Regions from separate parts of the Homo sapiens genome. Here regions 1 and 2 are each linked to region 3. Evidence: chromatin loops called from intact Hi-C (ENCODE). Cell type or tissue: heart left ventricle. All regions are shown on one strand. Each heading gives the region's core, and the rest is flanking DNA. Links, peaks and the distances in the headings are about the cores only. Region 1 has its middle 13 kb from the start of MIR3660. Region 2 has its middle 21 kb from the start of MIR3660. Region 3 overlaps LINC01339 (long intergenic non-protein coding RNA 1339).

Region 1 (7,479 bases), core at 1,557-6,556, 260 kb before region 3:
ACCCTTCCTCCACCTGATGGTTTTTCTCTATCTTCCCTGGTAGCTGAAGACAAAAGACATAAACTCTTGAAAGCTCTATGGCACTGCCCATCACCTGAGAAACCCAGTACTTATCTTGGTCAATGTAGGGCAGGATTATATCCTCCTTCTGCTACTACAACTGATACTCTCACGAAGGCGCCATCTCCTGGCTGGAGGCCAACTAACTCAAGCCACTACAGTAACTCATAACAGAATAACTCTGCTCCAAAGAAGGAAAAAACAATAGCCAATTTCACCACCTTCAACACACTGACTAACCAGAGGTCCTGAGTCTGTCCACATGACAACTTCATTGCTAGCATTTGAGAAAACCAGTGCACTAAACAAAACCACAACCAGTGCACTAAAGAAAACTTCAGCCAGTGCACTAAACAAAACTGCAACCAAGGATTCCCACAGAGTCCACTTCACTTGCCTGCCACCTCCATTGCAGCAGGTGCTGGTATCCATGGCTGGGAGACCTGAAGATGAATACCATCACAGGACCCTGCAAACACTCCCCAGCACCAGCCTGGAGCTTGGTAGCCCTGTTAGGTAGCTAGACCCAGAATGACAATAACAATCACTGCAGTCTGGCTCTCAGGAAGCCCCATCACTAGGGCAAGGGAGAGAGTACCACATAAAGGAATCAATTCATGGACAAAAGAATCTGAACAGCAGCCCTTGAGTTCCAGAAATTTTCACCGAAACAGTCTACCCAAATGAGAACGAACTAGAATAGTAATTCTGGTAATATGACCAAACGAGATTCTATACACCCCTAAAAGATCACACTAGCTCTTCAGCAATGGATCCAAACCAAGAAGAAATCTCTGAATTGGCAGAGAAAGAATTTAGAAGGTTGATTATTAAGCTACTCAAGGAGGCACCAGGGAAAGGTGAAAATCAACTTAAAAATATTTTTTAAAAATACAAGATATGGATGGAAAACTCTCCAGATAAATAGATAGCATAAAGAAAACACAATCACTACTTCTGGAAAGGAAAGACACACTTAAGAGAAATGCAAAATACACTGGAAAGTTTCAACAACAGAATTGAGCAAGTAGAAGAAAGAACTTCAGAGCTCAATGACAAGGCTTTCAAATTAACCCAGTTTGACAAAGACAAAAAAACTTTTTTTTAAATGAACAAGGCCTCCAAGAAATTTGGGATTATGTTAAACAACCAAATATTAAGAATAATTGGTATTCCTGAGGAAGAAGAGAAATATAAATATTTGGAAAATTTATTCGAGGGAATAATCAAGAAAAACTGCCCTGGTCTTTCTAGAGATGTAGACATCCAAATACAAGAAGCTCAAACAACTCCTGGGAAATTCATCACAAAAAGATCAACACCTAGACACATAGTAATCAGGATATCTAAAGTCAAGATGAAGGAAAGAATATTAAGAGCTGTGAAGCAAAAGCATCAGGTAACCTAAAGGAAAATGATCAGATTAACAGCGGATTTCTCAGCAGACACCCTGCAAGCCAGAACGAATTGGGTTCCTATCTTTAGCCTCTTCAAACAAAATAATTGACAGCCAAGAATTTTGTATTCAGTGAAACTAAGCCTCATAAATGAAGTAGAGATAAGGTATTTTTTTAGACAAACAAATGCTGAGAGAATTTGCCACTATGAAGACAGCACTACAAGACATGCTAAAAGGAGTTCTAAACATCTTGAAACAAAACCTCAAAATACACCAAAATAAAACCTCCTTAAAGCATAAATCTCACAGGGCCTATAAAACAATAACACAATGAAAAAAAAGTATTCAGACAAACACCACCATGATGAATAAAACAGTACCTCACATCTCCACACTAATATGAATGTAAATGGCCTAAATGTTCCACTTAAAAAACACAGCATGGCAGAATGAATAAAAATCCACCAACCAAATATCTGCTGTCTTCAAGGGACTCACCTAACACATAAGTACTCACATTAATTTAAGGTGAAGGGATGGAAAAAGATATTTCAAACAAACAGAAACCAAAAGCAAGCAAGCATAGCTACACTTACATCAGACTAAACAGACTTCAAAGCAACAACACTTAAAAAGATAGTGACATTACATAATGACAAAAGGATTAGTCCAGCAGGAAAACATCACAATCCTAAATATATATGCACCTAACACTGGAGCTCCTAAATTTATAAAACAATTACTACTAGACTAAAGAAATGAGATAGATGGCAACACAATAACACTGGGGACGACAATACTCCACTGACAGCACTAGACAGGTCATCAAGACAGAAAGTCAAAAAAGAAACAATGGACTTAAACTATACCTGAAAACAATGAACTTAAGAGATATTTACAGAATATTCTACCCAACAACTGCAGAATGCACATTCCTTTCATCAGCACATGGGAACATTCTCCAAGATAGACCATTTAATAGCCCACATAAGTCCTGATAAATTTAACAAAATAAAAGTTTCAAGAAGTACTCTCCCAGCCCACAGTGGAATAAAATTGGAAATTAACTGCAAAAGGAACCCTCAAAACTATACAAAAACATAGAAATTAAATAATCTGCTCTTGAATGATCTTTGGGAAACAAGGAAATCAAGATGGAAATTTAAAAATTATTTGAACTGAACAATAATAGTGGCACAACCTATCAAAACCTCTGGGATACAATAAAAGTGGTTCTATGAGGAAAGCTCAGAGCATTAAATGCCTGTATCAAAAAGTCTGAAAAAGCACAAATAAATAATCTAAGCTCATATCTCAAGGAACTAGAGAAACAGGAACAAACCGAACCTGGACCCAGCAGAAGGAAAGAAATAAGAAAGATCAGAGCAGAGCTAAATGAAATTGAAACTATATATATATATATATGTATATATATTTATATATGTGTGTATATATATATGATAAATGAAAAAAGCTGGTTCTTTGAAATAGTAAACAAAATTGATAGACCATTAGCAAGATTAACCAAGAAAAGAAAAGATCCAAATAAGCTCAATTAGAAATGAAATGTGAGATAGTACCATCAACATCAAAGAAAACAAAAGATTATTGAAGGCTACTATGAAGATTATTATCCACACAAACTAGAAAACCTAGAAGAGATGGATAAATTCCTGGAAATATACAACACTCCTAGATTAAACCAGGAAGAAATATTAACAGAAACTCTGAACAGACGAATAACAAGCAGCAAGACTGAAACTGTAATAAAAACAAAATCCCAACAACAACAACAACAACAACAACAAAAATCCAGGGCCAGATAAATGTATAGCTGAATTCTATCAGACATTCAAAGAAGAATCGGAAATTACTCCCAAAGATAGAGAAAGCGGGAATCTTCCCTAAATCATTCTATGAAGCCAGTATTATCCTAATTCCAAAACCAGGAAAGGACATAATAACAACAACAGCAACAACAAAAATACAGACCAATATCCCTGATTAACATGGATGCAAAAATTCTGAACAAAATTTTAAATAACCAAATCCAATAGCATATCAAAGAGATAATCCACAATGACTAAGTGGGGTTTATACCAGGGATGTAAGGTTGGTTGGTTGAATATACAGAAACCAATAAATGTGATACAGCACAATTAAAAACAAAAATCATATTATCATCTCAATAAATGCAGAAAAAGCATTTGTCAAAATCTAGCATCCCTTTATGATTAAAACCACCAGCAATATCGGCATGGATAAACATAGCTTAAGGTAATAAAAGTCATCTATAACAAACCCACGGCCAACACTATACTGAATGAAAAGTTGAAAGCATTTCTCCTGAGAACTTGAACAAGACAAGGATGTCCACCTTCACCACTTCTATTCAATATGGTACTGGAAGTCCTTCCTGGCCAGAGTAATCAGACAAGAGAAAGAAATAAAGGGCATTCAAATCAGTAAAGAGGAAGTCAAACTGTCACAGTTGGCCAATGATATAATGGCATACCTTTGAAAACCCTAAAGACTCATCCAAAAAGCTCCTAGATCTGATAAATGAATTCAGCAAGGTTTCAGGATACAAAATCGCTGCTGGCGTATAGCAGTGCTACACAAATCAGTGACCAAGTTGAGAATCAAATCTATAACTCAACCCTTTTTGCAACAAAGCAGCCAAGTCGAGAATCAAATCAATAATTCAACCTCTTTTACAACAGCTGAAAAAATAAAATAAAATACTTAGGAGTATACCTTAGCAAGGAGGTAAAATATCGCTACAAGGAAAACTACAAAACACTGCTGAAAGAAATCACTGATGACACTAACAAATGGAAACACATCCCATGCTCATGGATGGGTAGAATCAATATTGTGAAAACGACCATACTACCAAAAACAATCTATAAATGTAATGCAATTTTCATGAAAATACTATCATCATCTTTCACAAAACTGGAAAAAAAAATCCTAAAATTCACATAGAACAAAAAGAGCCCACATAGCCAAAGCAATACTAGGCAAAAAGAACAAATCTGGAGGTATCACGTTGCCTAACTTCAAACTATACTATAAGGCTACGGTTAACCAAAACAACATGGTACTGATCTAAAAACAAGCACATAGACCAATGGAACAGAAGAGAGAACCCAGAAATAAAGCCAAATGCAACCAACTGATCTTTGACAAAGCAAACAGAAACATAAAGTGGGGAAAGGACACCCTTTTCAACAAATGGTGATGAGATAATTGGCAAGTCACATGTAGAAGAATGAAACTAGATCCTTATCTCTCACCTCCTACAAAAATCAACTCAAGATGGATCAAAGACTTAAATCTAAGACCCAAAACCATAAAAATTCTAGAACATGACATTGGAAAAACTCTTTTTAGACATTAGCTTAGGCAAAGAGTTCATGACCAAGAACCCAAAAAACAAATGCAACAGAAACAAAGATAAATAGATGACATTTCATTAAACTAAAAGGCTTCTGCACGGGAAAAAAAAATAATCAATAGAGTAAACAGACAATCCACAGAATGGGAGAAAATATTTGCAAACTATGTATCTGACAAAGAACTAATATCCAGAGTCTACAAGGAACTCAAACAAATCAGTAAGAAAAAACAAATAATCCCAACAAAAAGTTGGCTAAGGACATGAACAGACAATTCTAAAAAGCAGATATACAAATGGACAACAAACATTAAAAAAAATGCCCAACATCACTAATTATCAAGGAAATCCAAATCAAAACCACAATGAGGTAATACCTTACTCCTGCAAGAATGGCCATAATTTTAAAAATCAGAGAATAGACGTTGGCATGGATGTGGTGAAAAGGGAATACTTTTACACTGCTGGTGGGAATGTAAACTAGTACAACCACTATGGAACACAGTGTGAAGATTCCTTAAACAACTAAAAGTAGAACTACTATTTGATTCAGCTATCCCACTACTGGCTATCTACCCATAGGAAAATAAGTCGTATGAAAAAGACATTTGCACACCCATGTTTACAGCAGCACAATTCGCAATTGCAGAGATATGGAAACAGCCTAAATATCCATCAACCAACAAGTAGATTCACAAAATGTTATATATATACATATATATATACATATATATATACATATATATATGTATGTATATGATACACACACACACACACACACACACACACACACCATGGCATATTACTCAGCCATAAGATGGAACAAAATAATAGCATTTGCAGCAACTGAATGGAACTGGAAACCATTATTCTTAAGTGATGTAACTCAGGAATGGAAAAACCTAACATCGTATGTTCTCACTTATAAGTGGGAGCTAAGCTATGCAGATGAAAAGGCATAATAATGATATAATGGACTCTGGGGACTCAGGAAGGAGTGGTGGGAAGGTGGGAAGGGACAAAAGACGACACACTAGTTACGATGTACATTGCTTGAGTGATGGGGGCACTACAATTTCAGAAATCACCACTGAAGAACTTATCCACGTAATCAAACACCACCTGTTACCCCAAAACTATTGAAATAATAATAATTTTAAAAAGACTATATGAGTGAGAAATATAACAGGAGCAATTGAAGTAAGATATGAGAGAATTGGGCCGGGCACAGTGGCTCACACCTGTAATCCCAGCAGTTTGGGAGGCCGAGGCTGGCGGATAACAGCAAGAGATCGAGACCATCCTGGCCAACATGGTGAAACCCCATCTCTACTAAAAGTACAAAAATTAGCTGGGCATGGTGGCACGCATCTGTAATCCCAGCTACTCGGGAGGCTGAGGCAGGAAAAATCGCTTGAACCCAGGAAGTGGAGGTTGCAGTGAACCTAGATTGTGCCACTGCACCACTCCAGCCTGGCGATAGAGTGAGACACCATCTCAAAAAAAAAAAAAAAAGATGTGAGAGAATTATATGACCAATTCTTTAGCTCTGGATTAAGCAGAAAGTCAGGAAGCTATGCTGTAATCAGAGTATTGGGAGGGTAACTATGGTGGGGAGAATTAGGCAGTTTTATAAAGTTTTCTGTCCATTACCAATGTAAATCATGGAAGGGATAATACACATTTATAAGTATATGGCAATATTTGAATATCCCTGGGAAGTTTTCATCAGAAGGATCAAGGTCTCATACATGGTCTTTGAGAATTTTCCTTAAGGCTTTGCTCCTTAGACATGCAAACCCAAATATTACTTTTTTCAAGACACAATAGCAAATCCATCTCTTCAAGGCAGACTCATGTTAACCCTCCACTGAATGAATCATGAGGCTGCTATATATGCTCCAATGCAACACTTCTTTACATATGTTAGAATACATATGTAAAGAACATGATAGGAGACTGTCTAGAAATTAAGAAACATGGGACATAACTTCTTTGAATTTATCTCAGTGACACCATTGCATGTCTTCATCAAATATGTATAGAGGTGCTCATAGAATTATTTATATACAAAAATATAGCAAATAACCTAAATCGATCATGTGTATATTAAGGATAGTAAAATATAAAACTACAGTTTTACATCTTAACCATTTAAGAAATGACTCTGTATGTTCCAAATAAGAAGGCTCTGCATTTTAAAACTACATTCAGTATGGCTTTAAATAAAGAACATATGGGGAATAAAATTATAATCAAAATACTAAGGTATTAATTTACAGTGAGAAATATGTATACTTCAGTAATCAGAATACTCATGTCTAAATGATCAGCCAATTTTCTCTCTAAAGTGAGGCCTATCTGGGAAACCATATAATAATTAAGAGCTTGCTCCATGAACATGGAATTAGAACAAGAGGATTTTGTTACCAAAATCAATGTTTAACGGTGTCAGGATAAGAGAGGCTTTTGTATCTGTTTTTAGACAATGGTGATGGTGTTTCTATTAGAACAGGAAGAGCTGAAGGTTGTTGGCTACACTCTGCTATAGACTTTTCCTTGGAAAGTATGGTTTAGCAAATGTGATCACAGAGTTCCAAAGACTTTTTGGCTAATTACA
Region 2 (7,479 bases), core at 1,498-6,497, 270 kb before region 3:
ATGCCTGTGGGTAAAGCACTCTGAATGTCTCTGGATGGTGGTGTCTCAAATATTATTTAGAAAGACAAACTCAGGTGTTTGAATATCTTAAATATCATAAGAAAGAGAAACTCATGTTCAAAACACATCTATTTCTGTGAGAAAAACAGCTGGGCCTTCTAGGACAGAGTGAGGCCAAATGTAGTCAACTTGCTACCAGTGGGTGGTTGGTCTCGTTAAGGAAGAGAAACATTTTCAGAGACTCAGCATTGACGATAGCTGATCAATGCTGAGTCTCAGCCTTGGCAAATGAGAGTCATGCTGTTGGGCTTATGTGAACCTTCCATCTCTGCTGCTGAGTCCTTTCTAGTCATGTGTTCATTAAGCCAGTTCTGGGGTGGCTTATGACAAAGGCAGACTAATGTCTACCAACCAAGTCATTCTTACCTACTTTGTAGTTCCGTGATTTTTCTACAATAATGCTTTCTGGTGGGTATTCACAAGCCATAGAAAGCTCTTCACACTTTGTGCCCACTCCCATGTGTTCATCCACATGCTTCTACCTCAGACATTCCTATCTTCAGTTTTCCAGGCCCCTGAGAAGCCAGCCAGGTTATTTGAATTGCTCATGACTCTGTATATATTCTCACTTCAAGCTACTTCTTCCACACAAAATAGCTGTACCACTTGAAACTCTGACATTGGAAAGATTTCTCTCACCATTGTCTGAGTGTAGCTTATAAAGCAACCACGTCTATTTTTGGTTTGACCCATATACTGAACCAACCCATCTGTAAGTTAAGCTTGGACTTGTTCTGCTTCTTCAGCAGTCATGAAGGACACCTGCATTGCCCCTATGGTCATAGATGTGAGCTGAGGAAAGCTGCTGGTGCAACCCTGTGGCTGACGTGAAAAGTCAATGACGTCTAAGCTACCTGCTCATGCAGATTTCTCATCCTCACTTGTCTGCTCAGGGTCAATGCAAATTAATCATTTATTATGATCAACTGATGCTGGTTTCACTCAATGCCTTGAGGGATCCAACAGAACCCAGCTCATATGAGTCTCTACAAGGGTCTAGTAACATCATGAGGCAGATGCTACCCCTCTGTTGATGGCATAGCCTTTCTCTATAACCCTAGAGCCTTTGGTTCTCTAGAACCCTAGAGCCTTTGGGATGATTCTCCCAATGGGCTTGACATAAGTTTTACACTGTACCTTTTCCCACCACTGACACCTCCAGCATCATAGGATCTGCTAGATAGCATACCCAAAGAAAACATTTGCTTGCCTTGCGTCTGAATCTGCCACATAGCCCTTTCCTGTTCCAGGCCCCACACAAAGCTATAAGTCTTTTGTATCATTTAGGATATCCGCTGAAACAATATGTCTAAGTATGGAAGATATTACCTCCAAAATGCAAAGAGGCTTACCAAATGTTATACCTTCTTTTTTAGTAGAGGATACATGCACCAATTTGTCTTTTATTTTAGATGAAAAACCTGGCATGCACTTGACCACTGAACCCCTAAAAACTACAAAAGTGTCGGGTCCCTGAATCTTCAAAAGGTGTATCTCCCAACCCCTGGGACACATGTGTCTTACCAAAACCTCCAGCATCCTAGCCACCTCTTGCTCATTCTTTTTTATCAGCATGGTATCATCAATTTAATAGATCAATATGATGCTCTGTGGGATGTCTAGATGGTCCAGATCTTTTCTGACTATCTTATGTGAGAGAGTTGAAGCATTAACATATACCTAGGGCAAAATATTAAGTGTATACTATTGTCCTTTCCTTGTGAATGCAAATTATTTCAGATTCTTTTATTCTAATTGCAATAAAAAGAATGAGTTTGCTGTCTCAAAGCCTCATGCCATATGCCCAAGAATTCATTAATCTATTCTAGCAAAGATATTACGTCCAACACAGCAGCTGCAATCAAGAATATTACTTGGTTGAGTTTATAGTAGTCTATAGACATTCTATTTGGTTTCTGTAGGGACTAGACTTGTGAATTAAATAGAGAAATGATAGAGAGCACCACTCCTGCATCCTTAAGGTTCTTGAGGGTGATTCTAATCTCTTCTATCCCTCCCAGAGTCAATACTATTTTTTATTTACTCTCTTGGTTGAAAGAGGAGGCAATCCCAAAAGCTTCTACTTGGCATTCTCTGATAGCTCTTACTCCACAGGCCAAAAATTCAACTGGGGTTATTCCAACTGCTGAGTATTTCAATTTTACACTTGGGAATTGAAGAAATGACATTTGGGTGAACGTACTCTAAGAATTTACCCAAGACTCCATTGATTATTTGGCCCATGTATTCCCTGAACTTGAACAGGGACATGATAATGCTTCAGATCTCCAGGTATTGTCAGTTGAGACCCTATGTGCAACAGCTCTGAGAATATCTGGCATTCCTCTTTCTCCAGTGTATGGGCACCAATGTAAATACTCATAGATCCATTTGGGGAAATATCAGAGGAATCATACAGTAAATACATGACATTGTAATACCACGTGTTCTCTGGGGGATCTAGCCATCACATCAGTTATTGGATTCTGTGTCAAAAAACTGACTCAGGTCTTGAAACTGGACAAGACAATGTGACTTCCTTTTGGGGCAACCACCCTCAAATGCCTGCTCATCTGTCCTTGTCTTCTTTTTATTGTGTATGTTAAGTAACACACAAAATATCTGTCTATTTTTGACCTAGGAGTACCATGTTCTATTAGCCACCAAACTGCCCTGTGGACAGCCTTCTTGGCTGTTCCTTGGACTTTGCCAATTCTTAAAATAATAGTAATCCCCTGGCTTTTAATGCTTAAATGATGACACATCAGCTCCATTTCTTCAGAGCCTCATCATTCCCATGAGCTTGTGAAGATACCAGCTTTGTGACTGCTACCCCTGAGAGTTATTCTAACAATAAGTTTTCCCTTTTCTCTGGGATCCTTGGCAGGGTGTTAAATCCCATGTGCAGATAAAATGCCCTTAAGTAAATGAACTCTTGCTCATGCAGTCTTATGTTCCAGCTCTCTTGATCAAACATCCTCAAAATCCAATCCCATGACTCCCATCAGTACATGCTAACTAATCCTTGCAGCTTCCTCAATGTCTGCTGTAAGTATGCCCTTTACTCTGATCCTCAAATTCACAAAGCATCTTTTATTTGCCCTCAATCCCATTAAGATCAAGCCCTAACTCATATGCTTACAATAAAGAGCATAGCCATACATTTATGTTACAAAAGTGTTTAATTTTAATAAAACAATTTATATCTGTTCAGATTCTTTAGCGCAGGAAGTAGAAACTCCCATAGTTGTCCTTAGGTTTTGATTCACCTTAAGCTGAGTTTCCCTCAGAACCACAATATGGATGCCAGTGGCAACTGGGCCACTAGTTTAGAAGGGGACAGAGCAAGCATTTCTTTCCTCCAAGCAGAAATAAAATCTCTCCTCTCTGGTGTGATTGAGGCAATATGGCCCATACGCCACTGCTGGCACTGGACCATAAGAGTCACTGGGGATACTGCAGCCTGATTGGCTCTGTCTTGACTAACTCATTAACCCCATTCATAATACATAGGAATTTTTGACTTCTGGTATATTTGCTTTTGTTATTTGTGATATTTTTGTTTTGTTTTATTTTGTTCTGTGCTGTTTTTACAGCTATAACCCCAGCACATAAAATAGTGCCTGGTCATAATTGGTACACAGTAAGTATTTGTTGAACAAATGAATGAACTGAGTAATTAGGATGACCTTCTGAAGGTGAGGATAGGGTGGATTTCTGAGCAGAATTGAGGAAACTATCAGGAAGGAGAAATACACTAGGCAATATCATCTCCCTCTCTATTTTAAAGCAGACATAGTGTAAGCAGTTCTCTCTCAAGCTGTGGGCTGCCACATTGTGATGGTTAATTTTTTTGTGTGTCAACATAACTGGGCTAAGGGATGCCCATCTAGCTGGTCAAGCATCATTTCTATGTATGCCTGTCAGGGTGTTTCCAGATGAAATTGGCATTTGAATTAGTAGACTGAATAAAGAAGATTGCTTCACCAATGTGGGCAGGTATCATCCAATCCTTTAATGCCTCAAATAGAACAAAAAGGCAGATGAAGAGTGAATTCACTTTCTCTTCCTGAAATGGGACATCCATCTTCTCCTGCCCTTGGGCAATGGAGCTCCTAGTTCTCCAGCCTTTGGACTTTGACTTGGACTTATACCAATGGTTTCCCTTATCCTCAGCCCTTTGTACTTGAACTGAATTACACACTAGCTTTCCTAATTCTTCAGCTTGCACATGGCATATTGTAGGACTTACCAGCCTCCATAACTGCATGAGCCATTTCCCATAATAAATTTCCTGTTACATAACTATGTTACCCTAGTTCTGTTTCTTTGGAGACCCTGACTGAAACACACATAAATATTTCAATAGAAGAAAACAACTTTCAATTGATATGTAGGATTAATCAAACAAATGCTCTTTGTCCCTGAAAGTGTGTTCGGCCTCAGTTTGGAAATGTTTACTTCTCTTGGTATTAATAAAAGTTAAGGCATTTTTCTCTATGTTAAAGAATAGTACTTTACAATGTTCTTAAGGAGATATTGTACTTTTAACACTACTATACACTCATATGTCTGATATTCAAAATAATCACTCTCAAGCAATATAATATCTAAAGTGAGAATTCAATATCTTCTGCCATTAACAACATCATTAATAACAAATGTCTGTTTAATTACTCTTGCTAAGATTAAAAAGGCCATTATTCTTGTAACTTGAGAAATTCATTAGCTGGAAAAGGCTGCTTAATGCCAAATGCACTCCTTAAAGATGTAGTCCCCGATATTTGAAGGTATTTCTGACATTCATGCACTTGCATTACTTTAAAAAAGCACTATCCAACTGTGCTGAAGATCATGCTGTGACAATAAGCAAGCACTGTAACATTTCAAAATCAGAAATGAAGCTACAAGACATTTTACAATATCATACAGAGTCTGTTCTTTGGAATATTTAAACTCCACACACTGAGCCTATTATTCATCATTCACCTCTCACTAATTCTGTGCTCAAATGAGTCTTGTACCAACACAGTGCATCCTAAAGTACAGTTAATATTCATAAGCACCTCCTCCAAAGGGATTCAGAGCCATAACTTAAGATCTCTGCAAGTCAATTTTAAAGTCTGAGACTTCAAGGAATTTAGACCCATTAAATGAAAATTACAAGATGGGATTTTAGAACAACATCATTCTTAATCCACTGTTTCAGCTCAATATATTTTTAGCACAGAAACCTACTTAACATTTAGTAAGAATTAGATCAGTGACAGTGTACTCACAGAAAGCAATTTAAATTGCTTCAATGATAATGGTTATATACCATGTGTTGCATCATTCTTTCACTCTTTTGCCACTGTAAACCATAAAGCAGAGTCATAAAACAAGCTATAATGAACGATTTCGCCTTGCTTCTGAAGTGCATCTACTCACTGAACCTGATTGCATTTTGCGCTTTCATAGGTTAGGCTCTGAGAGATAAGATTTCAAAACCAGAGGGACAGAAAGAACTACAAAGTTCAAGCCAATGAAGGTGAATTACTATCTGGGAGAAAGTTGCTGCTCATAAAGAGGAAGTACGCGTCTTGCAATGAGAGAATGTTCTCCCTTTTTCCTTCCTTCCTCCAGTAATATAAATTGGTTACCTCCTGTGTTGGGAACTATGCTACAGCCTATCCAGAGTTTAATAAGACATGATGTCTACCATCCAGTAGCTCTTACCACCTGTTTGAGGCTGCTAAACCTGCTGACCGGTGGACCCAATCCTGTTGCAGGTGCTGTGCTGGATGTTTGTGCAGAATGTAGTAAGACACAAAAAGGGAGTGGGAGGTTCTTTAGAGGCAGTAAAGGCATATGAAAATCCATTTGAGCTTTGATGGATCTTGAAGGATAACTAGAGCCTTGGTCATTTCTCTTTACTTGTCTTTCATGTGATAGGGCAAGGTGGGTGAAAATAGTCTGTACCAGCCTCTAGCTTTAGTCAGTGAGCTTGACATCTGTTCCTTTCTCCTATGCATGTGACTACAGTTTTTCTAGTTTGGTCTATTTATTTGTTTGTCTCCATCTCTCTGGAGAGGCACTGGAAATGGGCTCATGGCTTCAGCACCATTTGCCACATTGCTTCTTGGGATGCTTACCTTTAGAAAAGGCAATGTCTTCTAAATTTTGTCTGATCAATTTTTATCTATCATTGCTCTCTGTTGGGATGCACTGGTGCTCAAAGTATAAACATACAAGGATGATAACCAAAAGCTAGAGGTTTAATTTTTCTTCATTTCTTGACATGAAAATGCAGTGCTTAACTGATTTTAAGTACTTGGGACGATTAAGTTCATTGATGGTGCTGTAACAATTTGTGATAGTCAAGTGAAAGTGACACATACTTGATTATGCAGAAAATAAGGACAGCTCACTCTAAGGGGAAATTCTCTGTTAAAATTAGCCATCAATAAATGAAGTGCTTTTCTACTTGCTAAATTCTCTGATAGTGAATGTGGGAAAATCAAAGTTCAATGTCATTAATTAAGAAAGTCGATAAATATATCTATTTTAGAAAGATTATTTTGATTACATGACCTGTTATCTCTAAGATTTTTATGATTTTATACAACATTATTGTTTTAGACAAAGCAATAATCTTTTTGGTCTTTAAAAATTCGAAGACAGCAATATTCTGTTTGTTTTCATGAAGATAAAATGATGGTATCAAGAACAATTGCATTAAAGTTGGCATGTTTTCTTATTTGGAACTTTTTACCAAATTAATACCTCCGAATTTTGATGAATAAAAGTATTGTGGGAACAAAACAAAAATACTAGATAGCATCCTCATCTGCATCAATGACATTCTTGTCAACACATGCAGAGTGTCTTACTTGATAACATGAATTGCTCTTTGACCCTGGCTGGAGCTTAGTGTCTGAATTTAGCTGTGCTATCTGTTTCTGAAAGAAGTGAAAGAAATAACAGGTAGAGTTTTATCTAGGAAGACTCTTTAAGTGTTAGCATTCCGGTAGGGAAAAAGGCCAGGATTCTATGGCTGTGGAATCCCTGGGGTTTTTAAAGATTGCAGAACAATCACAGTTAGTCCCCTAGGGCTGGAACACGGTCTGCATATTACAGTTCTGGTATCTGAGCAGTATCCCTGGCTCAGCTTGAGCCTTTAGATACCTAAGCCAGACTTCAGCTTGGCCCTGCCTTGTTCTACCTTATGTCATCATTTTTGAGGCTTCTGGTAAAGGAAATCACATATAATTTTTCACACAATGAAAACTTCATAAAATGCATTAAAATAATTCAAACATGCCACATGTTTCCTGGAGAACCTTTCTTTACTCTGCTACATCTTTACCACCCATAGCCCTTTGAGCTTGTTCCATGGAGTACAAAAGGATCTTCTTGCCAAACTCATTTGATCTTATC
Region 3 (7,479 bases), core at 988-5,987:
TATATGAGAATATATGAGAGAATGTGTATATATGTGCGTGTGTGTGTGTGTGTGTGTGTGTGTGTGTGTGTGTGTATATATATATATATATATATATACGTATGTATGCATGTATATGTATAGGAATGGAGGGAAAGAGTTACGTCTAAGCACCTGAGCAGCCATTTGGCTGAAGAGGACTACAGCCAGTGTGGCTTCTTGAACTTAAGATCATACACTTAATCAGTGCCTGGCTTAACCCTTAATAAGTCAAATCTTTATTGATTTGCAGCCTCACTATCTCAGAGTGTGCTGTGAGTGGATACAGTAGCTGGCAAGTGGGAGAACTAAGAGTGGAAAAGGTGGCTTCACTGGGAAACAGGTCACCACGGAGCTTTCCTCATCATGGTGCATACAAGGGAATATACCCCTTCAGGAAAGCAACAGTAGCAAAACAGAGAAGAGTAGCATAATGCATTCAATATGATCAGACAAAGAAAAATAAGTCCGCAACAAATAAGAACACATAACTCATGAACCTGACTAGCACAGAACAAAGAAATAATTTAACCACAGTAAGTCTAGCAGATCAATATAAGCAATCAACATTTAGACTAAAATGGGTATTTTTCACACTGGTTTATGCAGTTTGACTGATTTCACAATCTAAATCAATTGGTTTAAGCAGATTGATCAATTTCACCACCTTAATTCTTTCCAAATGGATGTAGCTTAAGAATACTATAAGAATATTAAAAATTATGTACACAAGGTCATTTCATAGATAACTGAATGAAAATGAAATTTCTACCCTAAGATAGTATGATTAAAATCATGTGGGTAGTGGCAGAAATTGTGTACATAAAGACTGCTCTAAACATATGATACCTTAGCTGCGTATCTGGTTCTTTAAAGCTGTCCCCAGGCAACCTTACTGTAGAAAGTTTAGGGGCAAGTTATCAGTGACGCATGGAGGACTCTCTGGGCTAGGAAGGGACTTTCAGGCCACAGTGTTCTCACAAGTTCTAAGAAGTCATTCACAGTGAGAGGGACCACATTCGAAGAGGATTGACAGTTTAGACTGAAAACAGCTTTCAAAGAGACTAATCTTATAAAGTATTGCAAATGAATAAGGGCAACAGGAGTAGGTGTTCACCTGCCAGTCTCCGCCGTGCAAGATGAGAGCCTGTCTGTACGCACACATGCGCTGACTTAAAAAAAAATCATATAAAAAACAACATCTTTGCTACGGAGTCGTTTTTAACAAGTATTACAGAAAGAGCACCAGCTACCAAAAAGAGTTGCCAGGGCCAGAAGGAGCCATCAATCGAAACAGTTTACATTTCAAAGTTTTTCCAAGAAGAGTGAAAACGTCTCCTCTCCTTGATGGAAAACGGAGGAGCTGTAGTAAAGAATCTATTTGCTGCCTTCCCAGTCAAGTTTCTTTCTCTAGAGTGGCCCTTTAACCCTTAGGTTGAGGCCAACAGGTAGAGATAAAAAGGAATGTTTGCATCTTCTGCTTGTGCTCTGAGCAGCTTACTAGGCTGTAGAGTCAGGATAAAAAATCCTCTTTCTTTTGTGAGTTTCATTGTTCAGAAATGAGTCTTTTTGCTCTTGGGCACTACTGGAGATAAACAGGTCATTTTGACTTTTACACTCTGTACTTCCTGACATCACTAACAATTATACACATCAGTCTTGGAATGTGTTTTTCTCCTCAAAGTATTTCAGGAATTGACTCTTTCTTTTCTCCGCTTCATTTACAACCTAGGAAATTAATGCTAACCATGCTACATTTTAACCAGAATGTATATTTGTTTATCTCTTTTAAAATTTTTTATTTGAAAGAAAAAAATTTGGCCCTAGGTGAAAAAGCATTTCTTAAAATCAGGAACAGTTTTCTATAAGATGTATAATCCAGATGTATACTTTTGTTTTTAGCTTTTAATTTTCTGCTTAATTTTTGCCTTATTTCTAAACACCAAATTTGATTTCCTGAATCCATTAGGATAAATTCTACATACCTCATTCTTACTTCTAGAAGCATGTCAAATGGAAGCACTAATCTAAGAAAAAAATTTGATTTCACAATTAAGACTTGGGAAAGAAAACAACAACAGACACTGGGACCCCTTTGTCATGAACTTGTCCCATAAAAATAGTTATTTGCGCTTCTCCCTCCCCTTACTCCAATAATCCCATCACTGGATTCTTTGTTACCCCATCTCTTTGACCAACAGGCAGTTTGTAGAACCATAATGAAGACTCTGCATCCCTGATGATCATTTTTTCAGATTGCAATGTGACTAGAAAAGGAAAAAAATGAAAGGACCCCCTTCTATTTTTGCACACACATATAAATGCTGTTCATTACGGTTACAAAAATTACAGTCACTTTCTTAGATTGATTTATTGATATAAATGACATGATATCACTGAAAAAATATTGCCAATTTACATATAACATCCTTTATAAATACCATTGGTTCTCAGTGAACTCCTCCTGACCTCCTGGTCTGAGACTGTCTCTATGTGATGTACATAATTCTCTCAACACTGATCCATTACTTCTTCTCAGTGTTGGGGGTTAGGCCAATAGTGTAAAGTCACAGATAATTAGCAGCCCTATCAATAACCAGTTACAGAATTTCTGCCTAAGTGACAGGCCAGAAAAGCCAAAAAAGGAGGTAGCAATATAAAGTAGAAGGGAAGTGCCGATATATTTTGTGGTTCAAGCAGCTGCTATGGACTATCAGCATCACCAGGAGACCTCACTGCATTAGCATAAATTCAAATGACAAATGCACAGTGCTATTCAGAGACTCATTAATTTGCAATGGGTGCAGTGCTCATGACATATTAGTGCAAAATTCAAATGTCTTTGTAGCAATGTGAATTTAGTTGTGAGACCAAAGTCGCTAAAATGAAAATGTGTGGTTTTTTTAGCAGTTTATTAAATTATGAACTGTGATGACTATATCCGTGCATCTTTTTAAGCAGATGAGGTCCAGCGTGCTCCAGCGGCAAATCGCATGGTTTGTGTTGATATTTTCCTGTCAGACAATTTCCCAAGCAGCAGATAAGATACCAGACTGTCTGCCTTGCTCCGCTGCATGCGGACTGAGAGCTCCCCCTTCTGGACAAATGACATTGCCACTCTAAAAGAAAACCCAGCCATTTTTTGTCTTGTTTTCATATTTTTAAAAGGTTTTCAGGCAAAGAATTTCGGTGTCCACCTAAAGCCAAAAGAAAACAATTTGCAATTATTTATTATAAGTGACAGTACATGATAACTGTCTTCAAAATACTGAAGAGTCACCCTCAATTGAAATGCATCATATAATTTTATATGAAGCTTCTTCAAGACCTCACTTGCAAATATATTTTTTAAAATAGCTGCCTGATTTATATAAACCAAGAATATAAGCTACAAAAATAATAAAAACTATCATATTCATATTGCTTCCACAATATCATAAACAAGCTTACAATTACTAGCATTCTATTGTATAAGAAAAAAGCAAGAACATACACGGCTAGAGGCTTTTAAACAAAGCAACCAAGTGTATATTGTATTCAACTCTATTGAATGAAATTATGAACAGACCCAGACAAGGAAAGTCAGATCATACCCATGTCACATGTGTGTGGTGTGTTGTGTGTGCATTTTTCTCTTTAACATCAGGAATCTTCTGTCCAGTTACTTCACATTAGTCAAAGCAGATTTATCATTGGTGTGTCTTTTAAAAATTGGCATGTTTTTTACATTTAAATAATGACTCAGATTAGTACAATAATGGGATGAAGAAGGTTAATTTGTCTGCAGTATTAACATTACAAAAATACACAAGATGTCAGCACCTGCACTTCTCAGTACCCAGGGTTCATAGCCACTTAGAGCAGACCTGCATCCCAGTTTATATGATCTAAATATTCATGTTCACATCTAATACTAACAAAAACATACATATAGCATTTTTCAGTAAAGCTATAGCTTCCCAAACCATGTAACATACCTCTGAATGAATTGAAAAACATGTTGCACTTCGAAAGTTACTTTTAGGAGAATAGAAAATCTTACAGTAAAAGATTTGCCCTTTGGCCATTTGAGCCAACTAATCTCCATCAGAGTACTAGAAGTGTGTTTCAGCAGATCTTTAGTAAAATTTATGTTTATCATTTTTTAACTTTAAATATGTTACTGAATGTAAAAAGGGGTCACATCACTCTATTACTGCTTATAGACTTAATTACATACTTTCTGAGCATTATTTCGGCTTATGATGAATTTGGGAGGAAGGTCTTCTAATGAAAGTTGTGTACTTTTGAATTACACTTTATAATATCACTGATGCTTTATATCATCTTCAGCAATTAAAAGTAAGATCACTGTTATCTATTCTACTTATTTGCAATTGAAGTGGTCTTGAGTTATTTAGCAGGCTCATTTTATTTTACAGTAACAGCTACAAGGAAGACACAGAATTAATGAGGATTGAGAAGGATCACTGTACTGTACATTAAACATGTGGAAGTTGTATATAACTGAGCAATATCAGATTTATCACTGTAGCCAGATGTCTAGGCATTGTTTTTCCCTAATGAATTTTCTTTCACCAAGTAATTAGAATCCCAGATTTACAGAATGTTAGAACTGGAAGAGCCATTGTTGATCATCTCCCACTTTATGGATGGGAGAACCAAAGGTTCAGAAAAGTTAAGTGAATTTACCAAGACCTAATGGTTAGAAAATGGCAGAACTGAAACAAGAACCCTGCTCTCTAGACATCCTTTCCCAAACTTGAGCTCACAAGCCCAGAGGGCCTGTAAAAACACAGATTGCTGAGCATATTTCCAGGGTTCCTGATTCCGTAGGGCTTCAGTAGGCCCTACTGATTTGCATTTTTATCAAGTTCTAGGCAATGTTATGCTTGCTTGTCCAGGGACCATGCTTTGAGAACTATCGGTCTCTAAACCAGTTTTTGAAAAAACTGCTGGCATTTTATTTCTAATAGCTTTTCTCTTGATGAAGAAAGCAAACTCAGGCTAATACTTGCCACATTACTTTGTTGTCATCTCTCTAATAGAGGGTTCGGGTAATACATTATGAAAAGTCTGGAAGTTTGCAGAAAAACAATAACAAAAAGGCACCCTGATTAAGGCATCTGGGGGCACTAAAAATAAAATAATGTCTGAGCTTCAGTTTTTTTAAATCATAACAGAGTGTAGTTAGAAGCCAAATATAGGAAAGATGGCCTTGTTTTCTGGTCCCTTCCCCCACTAGCCAACAACATTTAGACAACATAGAAGTTTACCCTTTTAGTCTCTAAAATAAAATAGCATTCACAGACTTAATTAATCAAGGTACCATTCATCATTGTCTATATAGTATTCACAAATTTACATACTAAGAGCCAGAAAGAAAGAGCCCCTGTGTAAACGAACTTGAACTCATCCGTGCCTGAATCACCGACTCAGAAGAACAGGAGCATGTTCAAGAGGAACTTCGCCAGGGCACGTGCTGGTTCTTAAGCCCACAACACAGAATTCAACAAACCTGTTCAGCAGTCTGGTCGCACAGTTGTAATATAATTTCATTTTTTCCTGGTTCAAAGAATGACCGTGATGAAGATGATCGTCAAAATACAAATATATATATACATATTTAATTTTTTAAAAATAGTATCAATTTGGAAAATGAAAATGACTGATGGTGAAAAAAGATTTTAATTATATACATAAACCTTGATGTTCTTGTGTTTTTTCTCCCATTTTTATTGAAGTACAGTATAATTACTTCTTTTTACATAAGACTTTAAGGTAAATTATCTTTTGTCAGTTTTCTAGAAAAATTTGATTTCATATTATGGCTTGATCTCAATTGATGCTATCAATTAAATGGCATTTTTCCTGAACATTAAGGGTGACTTCCCCTAAGTAACATCCCTGTTTTGGGTTTTTTTTGCTAAGTTATTACATTAAAATCTGATTCAATATATTATTTAAACTTTCACAGAAAATAATCTTTTCATTTAAAAATAATTTTCAAATATAAATGGTTTCCAAGCAGATTTTACTGTGCTTTTGCCTTATACTTATTTTTCTACCATTATCCCTGTTTTTCAGAAAAGCCAACCCAATCACAGAAAAACTAACATAGGTTTTGCTGTGATTGCAGGTGCATCCAGTGTGTTCCTGGGCTTACTTCATGCCTAAACCAACATTTTGTGTTCACTGTTATTTCTTCTAGGCCCTCCATTAATAGCCTCCTAATCCCAACATCTTTTGCCATTCTAGGCGCTTCCTTTCTCATTTCTTTTTCAGGTTCTGCCTACGAAAACCCTTTAATGGCTTGACATTTCTGAATTATAGCAAAAAAAATGTATTTCGCTCTGTGTAAATTAAACTGAATTATTTAGTGTTTTAATCATAATTTTTAAAAAATTATGAGTGGCAAACAGGGAATTAGTTTGTTCAGAACAAAAGCCTATGATAACATCATTCTTTTTTCAGGACAATAGAATACTATTTATTAAAAACAAACAAAAAAAAAACCCTAAATTCTGTCCTTTAAAAACAGTGTTAAGTGTGATCAAATATTGTGACTCAGAGGTTACCTGACAAAAAAAAACGTAATATTAATGTAAACAGCTAAAAACTAACCTCCTGTGAATACTAAAGCAAATAAATTATAATCTATTATTTCAGGTTTTCTGTTCTACAACTGCATTTTTATTTATACCTTTTCATTTCAAATGTATGTGCATAAAGTATTTTTATCCCTCAGTAAAAATAAAGCTAGATATTTTCTGGTAAACAGGTAAAACAGCAACTCTGTTTTACCTGTTTCTAAAATCTTCTCTCTGATGTTTTCATCACGGGTATCTTACATAGACTCTAGAAATGCAAAGGCAATACAAATGGTACGTAAGAACCTCCATTAATCTTTGTTTCAAGGAGAATGTGAACATTCTCTGTACAATTTAATATTCCGTGTCCACCCACAAAATTCTACAGAGAAGTGTGTGTGTGTGTGTGTGTGTGTGTGTGTGTGTGTGAGAGAGAGAGAGAGAGAGGGAGAGAATCGGTAAGTTTGATTTTAGTAGGAAATTAGTAAAATATGCATATTACAAATAAAGAGAGTACAAGTCCCCATCTGCCATTTATAGTAAGATTTTATATTTCAGAGCTTAATAATGAACCTCCCTGGGGAAAATTTAATAAAGCAGGTTCCCTGGTATTGCCAGCAGTTGGGTTTTTCTGCATCTCTTATTTTCTTACTCCCCAGGGGGAAAAAAATCTCAGTAAGATTTGTGAGCCTGTATCGAAGATAAATCTAGTGTAGTCTGGACTATACACCACCCAAACTGATCCAGATCTCCCACCCAACCCACTGTTCGTTACTGTTTATAAAGTGCAACATGCCCTGTGAAATGATAGGTTGGAGCATTCTCTATCTGTCCTTACCACAAGAAGTACAAAACCAGTTTAGAGTAACTG

The links. A loop is a pair of places that touch in the nucleus more often than their neighbours do. Peaks named below come from ENCODE experiments on the same cell type or tissue, not always from the same donor. Only the 100,000 strongest peaks of a DNase experiment are listed, where the experiment ranks them.
Region 1: it touches region 3 in a loop (2.8-fold over the local background); 6 of 110 quality-filtered maps call a loop at or near these places.
Region 2: a loop joins it to region 3, with 2.7 times the contacts of the local background. A loop is called at or near these places in 6 of 110 quality-filtered maps.

What each region holds. Positions count from the first base shown.
Region 1 is chr5:90,000,360-90,007,838 of GRCh38, forward strand. No RefSeq gene overlaps it. Among named protein-coding and RNA genes, the nearest start is that of MIR3660, 13 kb to the right of the region's middle. In heart left ventricle, for the core only: no CTCF peak of the experiment used is centred there; no DNase peak of the experiment used is centred there.
Region 2 is chr5:89,991,576-89,999,054 of GRCh38, forward strand. No RefSeq gene overlaps it. Among named protein-coding and RNA genes, the nearest start is that of MIR3660, 21 kb to the right of the region's middle. RefSeq lists enhancers at 76-155, 6,842-7,399. In heart left ventricle, for the core only: no CTCF peak of the experiment used is centred there; no DNase peak of the experiment used is centred there.
Region 3 is chr5:90,262,352-90,269,830 of GRCh38, forward strand. All of the region lies in intron 1 of LINC01339 (long intergenic non-protein coding RNA 1339), which reads right to left. Among named protein-coding and RNA genes, the nearest start is that of LINC01339, 24 kb to the right of the region's middle. In heart left ventricle, for the core only: CTCF peaks have their summits at 3,113 (motif pointing left) and 3,313; a DNase peak (open chromatin) is centred at 3,080; H3K27ac peaks cover 196 bases.